2 separate regions of the Homo sapiens genome follow, and region 1 is linked to region 2. The links are chromatin contacts, found by Hi-C in ENCODE. All regions are on one chromosome and are shown on one strand. The core of a region is the stretch at or near the end of the contact, and the rest is flanking DNA. Distances in the headings are between cores, read along the strand shown.

Region 1 (6,568 bases), core at 1,799-4,298, 200 kb before region 2:
CTCTGCCGAGGGCCCAGATCTGCTGTGGCCAATGCGTGGATGTGGACAGTGGATCAGGAGGCTCCGCAGAGAGGGCTGCACCATCAAGAGAGCCCTGTCAGCCTCAGGACGGTGTGGCACCACCACCGCGATACGCCAGGGACGTGGCGTGGGTTTTAAATGTCAGCTATGTGGTAGGCAATTGTGTTGATAGCACCACATGTGGATTTCTAAATTACAGACTTAGTGAAAACCTAGGATCACCATGTCACTTCCAGAGTGTCTCCTGGTCCCCTCAAGTCTGAGTCATGAATGTCGTACGTGGGATTGGAGCAGCCACGGCAAGTGGGCACCCTCCAGGGACCCCCAAAGACTTCTGAAATTGCCTTCTGTGTGGGGGGGAAATGTGGCCAGAATGTATTTCGCTTATAGCCAAGCTTTTAAAAAGAAAGCAACAGCAACAAAGTGTGTGGGCTTTTAGTAGACATAGAGAGAAGGAGAAGTAACACCCTGTCAGGATGTGGAAGCCATTTCCATCAATAGATGATTCCAGAGGCGCACGGCGGGGGGTGGGGGGGTTCCCTGAGGAGACAACACCCAGCAGCTCTGCCTCTGGAGGCCGTGTGGAGAGCACGGGGAGCACCATCCCAGCATCTGCACTGTGGGCACAGGAGGCTGCTGGAACCAGAGACCCGGATCTGCCCTTGTTATTGTCCCGAACGTCGCTGCTGGACTGTGCATCCCCAGATGCTTCATTCCCTCACCCTGCCTGAAGCTCCCAAAATGAGTAGCAGGACACGTGGAGTCCTCTGGGCTTCTGATGCAGACAGACAGGGCCGGCGTCCGTCCAGTCCTCCATGCTGTCTAGCGCTTGGCTTTGGCAAGCACTCCAGGGCCCTGAGGTCTTTCCTTAAAGACCAGGGATAGCCACAGCCATTCTGCTTGATAAGGATTGGATGTGCTCATGGACACACGGCCTCTGGCACATAGCTGGGCCTCCGTAAAGGGTGCCTCTCTGCGTATCTGCCTCACACTGTTGATGAAGCAGCCTGCCGCAAAGTGACCGCCCAGCCCTATTGCAGTGCATTTAATCCGAGGGTGGGGAAATGGTTTCAGTTCTGAGCCCCAGTTTAGTGGGGTTCCAGGAAGTCATCAGGGAAGCGAGGACTGGAATCATGTGCCCATGAAGGATTGCACCATTACAGAAGGGAGTGCAGATTGGGGAAAATGCAACAGAAGCGGAAATGAAGTCCAGGTCACAGTGGGGACACATGTGGCATGGTGTGCAGGCTTGGGTGTAAATCCTGGCTTCCTCGCTGACAAGCGGCAGGACTTTCTCAAGCGGCTGGACCTCGGTGCCCCAGGCTCTCCAGCTGATGACTACACCGACCTTACACCGACCTCTTGGAGTTGTCCTGGGGTGGTGCCTGGCCCATGGGAAGAACGTTGGGCCTGTTTGCACCACCACTCTCTCTGAGCTGGCTTCCCTCCCTCCTCCCCATCTACACATCTTTTCTCTATCTCAGAGCCTCTGCCGACTGAGCCTCCTCCGACACAGCTCCTTTCTTTCCGTGCTTCTTCCCTTATGCTCCTGACTGCTCCCCGGGGCTTCTGTCTCCGCCTCCTCTCAGCTGTGTTGGAGCCGCTCAGCTCTGCCCCTACCCGGCCGTGTGCTGGCACTGGTTCATGCCACGCTGGCTTGAGGGAGCTGATGGTTCTGTTTTAAGCGAGCATTGAAACAGTCGTGGCAGGACTGTTTACACGATGGAAATCAGTAAGCACTGTTTCGGTGACGTCTGGGCCACACTTCACAGGTTAAGGACACAGTCCCCGTAAGACTGTCTTCCTACAGACTCCAGCCACAAGTTTGGTGGCAGGTCACCCTTGGGTGGCTACAAATTCAGGAATCGGGGTTTGGTAATTTACTGGATAATTTACTGGAATGACTCAGGGAACTCAAGAAAGCACGATGCTTAGGATTACAGTTTTATTATAAACACAAAGATACAAGTCAGAACCAGCCGAAGGGAAAGATGCATGAGTGAGGCCTGGGAGTGTCCCAAACACGAAGCTTCCGTCATTCCCAGACACGACTGTCTTCCCGCACATTGTGTGTGACGGTGCACAGAGTGCTGTCGCCCAGGGAAACTCACCGGAGCTGTGACGTCTGGAGTTCTTACTGGGTTTCATTATGTAGGCGTGGTTGATCGGATCACAGCTCACGGGACTTCATTTCGAGCCCCTCTCCCTTAGCCCGGGTCAGGCTGACATCTCAAAGCCCCAACCCTCTCCTTACACGGTTGGTCTTTCTGGCCTGGTGGCCCCCCATCCTGAGTTACCTTGCTAGCATAAACCATGGGCTGTAGCTCAAGGATCCACCATGAATAATAAGGGTTTAGAGGCAACCTCCCAGGACCTAGGGACAAGGACCAGCCAAACTGTCAATTACACAGCTACGAATCAGCGTCCACTGCCCCTCCCCTGTGTTTCCATTCCTGTCTCCGAGAGCAGGCCCCGGACAGGCCAGACTCATCTTTTCCTAGCATGCAGCATCACGAACTCTAACAAGCCTCTGGCCAGGTGCCACCCCGCCCAAGCTGCTGGAGAAAAATTCACCCTTTGCCTCTCCTCCCATGGGACCTGCCCTTCTCTTCTGCTCCCCTACCCCGCATTTAGTGACCTGAATCTCTGGCTTTCTATTTGTCCTTGCCAAATGTTATCTTTGCTGGTTTTAGCCTGTTCTTCCTCCTGTTGGATCATTTTTATATCCTGGATTTGTTAACTCAGACATGGAATGACTGCATCGTGCTGTTCACAGTTTTGGCAACTGCAGTTCCCATGTTTATGTAAGTCATTTGCAAGACCCTCCGTAATCAGTTGCTACAGCCCTCCCAGCCTCTGGACAGGGGTTTGAGCCTGTTGTTAATACATTGTCCCTACACTTCACTGCTCTCAGCCCTCCTCCTTGCCGAGTCTCCCAGGCCTCACACGTGCCTAGAGGATGTCTCCAGGGTTACTGCTCCCAGACCACGTGTGCAGGCCCCACCCACTGGCAGCTCCCACAGCCCAGGGCATCCCTGCCTTGCACAGTGAGACCTGTCGTCTCTGCCTTAGACGGAGCTCGGTGGAGCTCTCCTGGGTTTGGTGCAGAAGCAAAAAGGAGGCTCCTCTTTCCCACCCTGAGTCTATCTTGTCTCCTCACCCCCTGTCCTTGAAAGGAAGGCGTAGACACCTTTCCTCCTCTCCACCTCTGCCCTAGGGACTTGCACACACTTTTCCTCAAGAGCCTTCTCTGGGGACTTCTCTGGCTGCACTTGCCCACCGCCTTTAGTTTCGGACAACCACAGCTGAGGAGTGCCGCCTTTTGCTGGGGCTTGCTGTGTCCCAGGGACATTTTCCTCCTTTCTGTCTCTCAGTCTTCACCACAGCTCCCTGAAATACTGTTTTTACCCCCTGTTTTTAGATAAGAAAACAGAGGCTTGGAGATAGTAAAAGCTCACTCAAAACCGTCATGAGCATACATCACAGGTCTAGGTTTGCATCCAAGCGGTCCACACATTCAACAGGTGTTTAGTGAACACCTATTGTATGCTGTCTGCCTCTGGAGCCCTCGTGCCTTCTACACCACCTGCCGCCTCTCATGCTGCTGAGGACCCAGGACTGGTGGGAGTGCCAGGTGGGAATGGGAGGGGGTGGGTGGGTGCCAGGGCTCTAGTAGGGGCACAGGGTGGGGGGGCGCTCACTCCTCCTGTCCCCCACTAGATGGGGCTGCTTGGTTGGACATCTCAGGCAGTGCTGGGTCAAACTGTCCGTCCACACCTTGTGGGCTTTAGGGCCCTTCTCTAAGCCCAGGGATGTCCAGCCTGCCCGGAGAGCACTCAAGAATGACCAGGAAGCTACCCAGAGGGGTTCCCACATCATGCTGGGATGTGGAGGGGACTGGAGCCCGAGGGGACTTGGAGGCCCCCTGACTCATGACCTACATTTTCATTTCTCAGAAGTTGCAGCTATGGAAGGTTCTGGAAGGTTGATGGCCCACGAAGACACAGGAGGATGGACCCCAGAGGCAGTTTCTATGAACAGAGACATGCCTGGAACTGTGGGGTTCATATTTAGTTAACATTTTTTTAAGTTTAAAATTTTTAAATTTTGTGGATTCATAATAGCTGTACATACTAGTTTTCTCCCTGCAAACTTAATTTTGAAAAATTGCTAGCCTACAGAAAAGTTGAAAGCATAGTACAATGAACACCTGTTTATCTCTCACCTGGAGCCACTACTTGTTAATATTTGGTCAATTCGGCCGGGCGCAGTGGCTCACGCCTGTAATCTCAGCACTATGGGAGGCTGAGGAGGGTGGATCACCTGAGGTCGGGAGTTCAAGACCAGCCTGACCAACGTGGAGAAACCCTGTCTCTACTAAAAATACAAAATTAGCCGGGCGTGGTGGTGCATGCCTGTAATCTCAGTTACGGGGAGGCTGAGGCAGGAGAATCACTTGAACCCGGGAAGCGGAGGTTGCGGTGAGCTGAGATGATGCCATTGCACTCCAGCCTGGGCAAAGAGAGTGAAACTCCGTCTCAAAAAAAAAAATATTTGGTCAATTCTTCTTGGTCTCTTTCTCACACTGTGTGCGTGTGTGCATGTGTGAGTCGTTGGAAAATCAGTGGCAGACAGCATGTCACTTCCCCCGAACACTCCAGCAGCATCTCCTAAACACAGGCACATTCTCTGATATAACCTCGGTGCTGTTCTTGGTGCTATTATTCTTTTAAGAAAAGAATGGAAGGGAAAATATACTTGGCTTAGGAACGTGACAAATCCCCAGTGAGGCCTGGTTGCCAAGAGTGAGAACATGAGGAAGCCAGCTGGGAGAGTCTCCTTCCCTTGCTTTGAGGGAAATCCGAGGCCTAGCTTGTATTCACGTCATGACTTGAGCTTTACTTTGCTGTGCTTTGCAGGTGATTCATATGGGCAGGCATGATTTCATCTGAATGTGGAGGACCGTCTCTCAGGAACTCTAATTCTTCCCAGTGGAACTGTGAGAAACTCAGTCATTTGTCTTTTGCTTTTTTTTCCTCTTTTTACTTCACTGTCAATTTTCGAACCAGTATAGACGTTGAGGAAGTCTCATTCTTCTCAGACTGGCAGTCACTGCATACTGTGTAGTTACATCTTGCTGGTCATCAAAAAAATGCAAATTCATACGGGTGAAGAGATAGCTTAGGACCACATTAGTAAGTGTCCACAAGTTAGTAAATGCATGTTTGGCGGATGGTGAGGCCTGGTCCTTTGAAAGGAATGGCAAGCTGCGTGGGCACCCTTCGTGTGCAGGAGTGCACGTTTAGGTCATACTAGTTTTCAAGAACAATTCCAAAGTGTGGCCTGGGACCCCCAACACTACATTGCAACCAGTGAGCTACAACTCTCCCATCATCCCTCCAAACAACAAAGAGTTGATGAAGCAGTGTATACTAAAGATGGAAAACTGCAATATGTTCCTTTTTTAAAGCTATTTTCCTTCTGAATAATTTTTTTTTCTTTGAGACAGAGTCTGGCTCTGTCGTCCAGGCTGGAGTGCAGTGGCGTGATCATGGTTCACTGCAGCCTCAACTTCCCGGGCTCAAGCCATCCTCTCACCTCAGACTCCCGAGTAGTTCGGACTCCAGGTGTGCGCCACCATGCCTGGCTCACTTTTTCTATTGTTTGTAGAGATGAGTCTCACTGTATTGCCCAGGCTAGCCTTGAACTCCTAGACTCAAGCTATCTTCCCCCTTTGGCCTCCCAAAGTGCTGGGATTACAGACATGAACCACTATGCTGGGCTGTAATTTTTTTTTTTAAGCAATTGGTTCTTCACTTTTACTTTTGTATACATATTTTTTTTGTTATGTCTTTCTACTGCTGGATACGCAGGTGTCTCTGAAAATGGAACATTCCAGCTTTTAAAAACTTCATCATATGCTTTTTCATATGGCAGAAACCGACCTGTATTTTGAAAAGATAAAAAGTTTTGAGGCTGGGCACAGTGGCTCACGCCTGTAATCCCAGCACTTTGGGAGGCCGAGGCGGGTGGATCACCTGAGGTCAGGAGTTCAAGGCCAGCCTCACCAATATGGAGAAACCCCATCTCTACTAAAAATACAAAAATTAGCCAGGCATGGTGGCTCATGCATGTAATCCCAGCTACTCGGGAGGCTGAGGCAGGAGAATTGCTTGAACCCAAGAGGCGGAGGTTGCAGTGAGCTGAGGTAGTGCCATTGCACTCTAGCCTGGGCAACAAGAGCGAAACTCCATTTCCAAAAAAAAAAAAAAAAAAAAAAAAAAAGGTTTCAACCAAATGGTAGGGGAGGGATTTTAACGTTCACTTTAGAATCTCCTGGTGCCATTTCCCACAGCATAATCAAGATGCCACAGTTGATCTCATGTCAGAGTGATAGTGTAGCAGGACGAGCTGCAGACAAAACCCCTCAGACACCGAATTAAAGAAGGAAGGGCTTTATTCGGCCGGGAGCATAGGCAAGACTCACGTCTCAAAAACTGAGCTCCCCAAGTGAGCAATTCCTGTCCCTCTTAAGGGCTTACAACTC
Region 2 (6,655 bases), core at 98-2,597:
GGGTGTGGGTGTGGAGCCAGTTTGGACTCACATGGGCCTGACTTCAAGTTGTGACTCTGCAACCTATCAGCCGGTGACTTCAGTGGGGTCTGTGCCCTTTCTGAGCCTTAGTTTCTTTATTTGTAAAGTAGGAAGATAATCATGCCTCCCTCCCAGGGTTGCTGAGGGAATTAAAGTGTCTGTAAGGCAGTGCCATGTGGTCACTGCTCTGTCAATGTTCACTTTTATTAAACTGGTGGGAAAGGCAAGGGGCTTAGGAATGGGAGTTTTGATCGCAAGCCAGCCTTTGGTACAGGGTGTGGGGTTGGGTAGGCAGGTTTACATCTCTTCATTTTGTGGTCAACAGAGGGAGAGGCAAAAGAGTACTTTTTACAATATCTAGAAAGAGGTGAAAGGAAGGACTGAAACAGATATCTGTATACCCACGTTCATAGTGCATTATTTACAATAGTCAAAGGTGGAAGCAGCCCAGGTGTCCATCGACAGATGAAGGATAAACAAAACGCAGCATGTACCTGCAGCGAATATGAACCTTGAGGACATTATGTTGAGTGAAAGAAACCAGTCACAAAATACCGTACGATTGCACTTACATGGGGTCCCCAGAATAGGCAAATTCATACAGATGGAAAGTAGAATGGTGGGTGCCAGGGGCTTGGAGGAAGGGGAAGGGGGAATTAGTGTTTTGTGGGTGCAGAGTTTCAGTTTGGAAAGAGGCAGAGTTCTGGAGACGGAAGGTGCAGATGGTTGCACAGCAATGTGAATGCGCTTAATGCCACTTCAACATGGTTAAAGTGGCAAACTTCTTGTGATGCATATTTTACTACATGAACAAACCAGACGTTACAGCTGGGTGGCATTCCCTGTGGGCGGAGGGGAGGGGCTGGCTGACCCCTTAGCTCTGGAGCCTCACTCCCGTTCCGGGACTGTCTTCATTAGGCCCTGCAAGGCCCAGTGCTGATGAAGGCAAGGCCTCTGCCTGCTGGCCGAGCCCCTGGGCAGGCGTATCTTAAGGCAGCCCCTCCAGTGCCAGCCCTGCTTCCAGCTCCTCTCCAGAAGCCCCTCATTTATTAGGAGAGTGCTTCCTGCTGTCTTCTCCAACCCCATTGGCAGCCCGGTTGAGCACCGGGGGCTGGCACTCTTGTTGACCCAGGCAGCCAGGGCTGGTACAGCCGCAGGCCCGGCCTCACAGCCGAGCTATCCTGGCAGCTGGAGGCCTCCGGGGCCAGGGGCCGGCTCCGGGTCCAGAAATAGGGCGAGCAGGTGGCGCGGGGGAGCGGGCTTGTCAGGCAGCGCTCTGAAGTACCAGCTCTGCTCCGCCAGGGGGAGATAGAGCCCCGCAGTTGGCTCCGCGGCTTGCGCGGCCGTAGCCAGAAAGCTGCTTCGGAGCTGGGGTCGGGAACCCGGCTCTGGGCCTGACCAGATTCCCCTAGCCCCCATCTGATCCCTGCAGGGCTCCCAGGCCCCGACCTGCGCTGTGCGTGGCCCTCGCCAAAACCAATGCCTCGGGTATCTATTAATATTGGCTATGAAACAAAGCAACCCCCAAACTCAGTGGCTTAAAACTACCATTTTATTCTCGCACGTTTCTACGAGTTCTTCTGATCCACGTGGTGTCGACTGGGGCTGCTGCATTTGCAGGCTCGGCTGGCTGACACCCCAGGGGGCTGATCCTCCCACTGGGCTGGCCCTCCCACGGGGCTGGTCTTCCATGAGCTGGTCCTCCCAGGGGGCTGGTCCTCCACAGGCTGGTCCTCCCACGGGGCTGGTCCTCCACAGGCTGGTCCTCCCACGGGGCTGGTCCTCCACGGGGTTGGTCCTCCCACAGGGCTGGTCTTCCACGGACTGGTCCTCCCACGGGGCTGGTCCTCCACGGGATTGGTCCTCCCACGGGGCTGGCCCTCCCGGGGCTGGCAGTGGTGCTGACTGTCGACTGGGAGCTGGCTGGGGCTCCCGACCGTAGTCAGTGCCCACGCGAGCCGCTCCTGTGGCTGTGCTCCTCCAGGGAGGACCCTAAAAGCCAGTGTTGAGGAGGGGAGAAGAGGAAGTTCCTCCGCAAGGCGAGACCCAGATAGGCACAGAGCCACTGCCGCAGACTCCTGCTGACCTCTCAGGGCCAGGCCGACCCAAGGGCAGGAAAACAGATGCCGCCTCTTGGAGAGAGGGACGAGGAATTTGGCGGCCGGCTTTAACCTTCCCTAGAGCTTGATGTCTCCGGGCCTCGGTTTCCCGTCCGCCAAATGGAGCCCTATGCTACGAGAGCTACCACTTATTCCACCAGACTTTTACAGATCTTTACAACCCCCAGGAGAGGGTCAGAGGCAGAGAGCAGGCTTCGAGGGAGCCAGGGAGGCTCTTGCTTAGGTAGCTGGCTAGGAGTTAACTTTCCCAGGGACAAAAGCCACATTCATTGGAAGCTTTTGAGGTACCAGGTTGTGTGCTTTACTTTCATTACCTTTAATCTTCAAAGTAACCCTGTAAGGTGAGTAAAATTGCCCCCATTTTATAGATGACAAAGCTGAACCCCTGTTAGTGAGTTGCAGGACTCACCCCCTTCTCCAAACCCCTGTTAATGACTTGCAGGACTCACCCCGCTAGAGAAGGGGAGAGCAGTCTCTACATTCCAGGGGGCCTTTCTCTGAGAAGCATGTGCTTCTGCCAACGCACTGCCTGCCCAGAAAGCAAAGCCCTACTGTGTTTGTAGCTCAGGAATCTTCACAGCAGGAGGACAAGGATGACTGGCATGCGAAGGGCCCTTCTGAGCCATTTATGGCAGGGAGTGGAGGAGCAGGGAGCTGGCTGGCTGGGAGGATTCTGGAAGGATGGGCTGTGTGGGAGAATCATGTGCAGTTGGGGAATGCCATCTGACTGCTGTCTCTGAAGGAAGGGCCAGACATGGGAAGATAGCACTGAATTTACAGTATGAGGGATTGGGATTCATCTCAAGATAGTGGTTGAAGAAAAAGGTTCTCCCCCGATGTTAAAGGAAAAGACCTTTATTCTGTTGGGGCATGTATAATGCAGACATAGAAGAATATACTGATATTGTAACAGAACTCACAACAGAATATACTGCTATTGTAACAGAACTCACTTATCCTTAGTAATGCCCTTTACACTGAAATTGTCCCGTTTGGGCAACTGAAAAATGAGTATGACCATTGCCTGCTGTCGGGGGCAGGGCATTGCCACAGCAGAATTGGAGAGCCAAAAACTCAAATTCTCAGGTATGACATGACAAATAGGAAGAAATGTGATCAGTCAGAAACAGTTTCTCCTCAAGCTCTGTTGCTCAGAGATAACCACTGATGTCACTTGCATAGTTTTTGATGTTTTCTGCGTGCAGGAATTTTTCACAGGGCTGTATGCAGCCTACCTGGATGTATAATATTGCCTCTTGTGTTTCTGTCTCTTTTCTTTATTTAACATTATAGACCTTTTCATCATGATGTAAACCTCACAGTTACTTTGTGATGTGGACAATTTTTCTTCCATTCTATTAATGAAAACTGGAGTCTCAGAGAGGTCCTGCAGTTTGCGCAAGATCCCACAGCTAGTGAACAGCAGATTTGAGACACACGTCTAGGTCTCTGATGGACTGAACTCCTTCTGCTCTGCCAGCTGCTTCCTATAATCCGGGGCACCCCTGTCGGCCTGGTGTTTGGAGGCAGGTGGGGAGAGGGTAGACCCCCAAGGGCTTTCCATTTGCTCACATGCTTGAGTTGTGTGGACCAGGTATTAATGGATTCTCTGTGTATCTTAGGTTGTTTGCAGTGAATGGGCTGCCTGTTCTTTGGTTCCAGCTTAGTTTAGAAATGTGGTAGCTATTATATTGGGCCACCCAGCAGGGACCTCCCTTTTCTTCCTTTTTTGGGTAAGATACCTGGTCCTCAGGTCTTCTGCAGATCACAGGGATTGGCACGAGTTTTTCCCCAGGATTTTTCTCCTGTTGGTAGTGGAAAGACTGTCTCTTCCCATGGGGTCGCAGTCCTGGAAGAATGTGACTCTGGGTTGCCAGCAGAATGGCTCACCAAGGGCATGACCTGCATCCTGGATTCAGTTGTGTGGGATGCCATCAACCCCACTCCCACCCCATCCTTCTCAGTTATATGACTGAGCACATCCTTTTGTGATGGAACAAGTCAGTGCGGGGTTTTTGTCACGTGCAATCAAGGGTCTTGAACAGAACAGGAGTCATTCATTATAACCAACAGCAACTTACTCAAACTAACTCATGTATAAAAGTTTGTGTGTGTGTGTGTGTGTGTGTGTGAGTACGTAGGGAATTCTTTTGGCATTGAGGAACAGGACATACAACTTGACCTTGTGAGAAATGGGGAGTCAGGAGGGAGTTCCTCAGGCCATCTTTCCTCCTCTGTTCCTTTGGGGTCTCAGTTTCACCACTGCATCCCTCTGGGTTTCTGCTCCACTCATCTATTTTCCTCTGTAGACTGGCTGGTCTGTGACTTGTTGGATGCTCTGGTACCTAAGCTCATCTGTGGCTTTGGACAGCCTTGGTGCCCACGATGGTCCTGATCCTCAAGGTCTGCATCTCAGCCACACCTGCAGGATCTCCTGGTGTGCTGTGCTAATTACATGGACCCAGGAGGAAAGCAAAAATGCATATCTAGTCCTGGGTCAATCATCTGTGGACAGAAGCATGAGGTCATGGGTATAGTCACGGTTCCATAGACCACCTCTTCAGCAAAGGCCATGGGTGGAGCATTTTCTCTTAGTGGGAATGATAGGGAGGCAGCCATGGCATGCCTGGTGCAGAGTGGCTGACACTGGTTGTCCCAGATTCCCCTGTGGTCAGAGGTCCCGTGGCCTTCAGTGGTCTGAGTCATCCTGCCATGCTTCCTCATGCCATAAGGGAGACCCTCACCATCTAGTTCCCATCCTCGCGCTTTCATCCTAGTGACTGGAATCCTCCCCTACATGCCACTCTTCCCACACTTCCATCCACCACCATGACTGAGTGGATTCTCCCCAGCAGGTGCCACACTGTGTGGCTTTGCCCTCCTGCTGGTCTCTCTGACCCAGCACTGCTTCTGTCTTTGATAGCCAGAAAGATCCAGCTCAGCTGCCCACTTCCCATGATAACCTTTCTTGATTTCAAAACTTTCCTCTCTCTGCTCCCTAGTCTCTCCTTGCTTCCTCTAGTAGAGTATTCATTACAGTGAGTTATAATAACGTTTTTCTTTTGTCTGTCTCCCACACTAGGCAGTAATTTAGTATGATGTAATGGGAAGACTTTGGCATAAAAAAATCCTGAGTTCAAATTATGACCCAGTTATACTACACATTAGCCGTATGTCTATGATGAGTGATTCAACCTTTTTGAGTGTTAATTCCTAATTTGCAAAATACAGACAATAATGGTGCCCACCTCATAGGCCTATTGTGAATACTAAATAAGATAAATATATAAAGTGAGTTGCATTGTGCCTTTATTGAAGGCAGGGACAATGCTTAACTCATCTTTTCTTCCTCAGTGCCAAGCATGGGGACTATCATATAGGAGACTTTGTACAACTTTGTTGAATGGATGAATGTTTAATTCAAAGAATAAAGAAGCTCTAAGAATGGACTGTTGAATACTGGGATAAAAGGGGATGCTTTGAGGCATATACTAAAAGAGATTGGGAGGTGTCTGTTAGTTGAGAATTCATGATGCATAAGACACCTCATCCCCTAACCTTTCCTAGGCCCATGGAGGTCTATGGTTGCCAACAAAGGAAGGATGGTCACAAAGGAGTTGGTAGGATCAGACTTATCTGTATTGTCTTTGGCTGCATAACAATAGTACCACAAACTTCATAGCTTAAAATATCACCCATTTATTATCTCATAGTTTCTATGGGTTAGGATTCTGGGCACTCTTTAACTGGATTTCTGTAAGACTGCAATCAAGGTATTGACCATGGCTGGGGTCTCATCAGTTCCCTGGAAGCTGCTGGACTAAGAGCCCTAGTTGTGTGCATTGGCTGTGGTAAGAGATTACCCTCTAGTTTCCTGCTACATGGCCCTCCCCACAGGCAGCTTATAACATCACAGTTTGCTTCTTCAAAGTCAGCAGGGGAAAGGGAGAGACTGCAATAGAACAGGCACTACTATCTTATGTAATATACCCATATTCAGAAATCAGGTACACATATGCCTGTAAGCCCCATCACCTTTGGCATATTCTATATGGTTAGAAGCAGGTCACGGATCCTTCCCACACACGAAGGGAATAAACATTAAGAGTCAGAGAAAACAGGGGACCATCTTAGACTCAGTGTATCATATCATTTCACATTAAACAACTATAAAATTGAACAAAATATTTGAAGCAACTACTTTTGGACACGGAACAGAGGACAGCATTGGACTGTATACCCCGAGAAGAGCACAGGAGGTGAGCTCCACATTGACCCTGGTTTTCTGCATGGGGGCAATTTTAAGCCACAGCTTAGGAAAATAGAGCTTAAATAGAAGGTGATCTTGCTGAGCAGAGGAAAAAGAGATAGAAATTTGGGGCTGCCAGGTGGCTGGAATTTTAGGGGTGCGGCACCAGAGAGGAGGGAACCTTGGAAAAGAAGCCCTGGAAATCCTTAAGAGCTTGGCCAAATCCCAATTTGCTCATATTTAGCAAAAGACTGAGAAGCCAATA

The links. A loop is a pair of places that touch in the nucleus more often than their neighbours do. Pooled maps may share reads with other maps.
Region 1: a map of HCT116 shows a loop between it and region 2 (14-fold over the local background). The contact joins two enhancer-like sites. A Hi-C loop is called at or near these places in 2 of 168 maps with a recorded cell type or tissue (HCT116 and PC-9) and 4 of 50 pooled maps.

The regions. Positions count from the first base shown.
Region 1 is chr2:127,171,556-127,178,123 of GRCh38, reverse strand. No RefSeq gene overlaps it. Among named protein-coding and RNA genes, the nearest start is that of CYP27C1, 45 kb to the left of the region's middle. Within about 2 kb of position 3,048, at least 18 of the 41 ENCODE cell types and tissues checked have a DNase peak (open chromatin) inside an H3K27ac peak, as active enhancers do.
Region 2 is chr2:126,966,848-126,973,502 of GRCh38, reverse strand. No RefSeq gene overlaps it. Among named protein-coding and RNA genes, the nearest start is that of TEX51, 71 kb to the right of the region's middle. RefSeq lists an enhancer at 1,571-2,538. Within about 2 kb of position 1,347, at least 11 of the 41 ENCODE cell types and tissues checked have a DNase peak (open chromatin) inside an H3K27ac peak, as active enhancers do.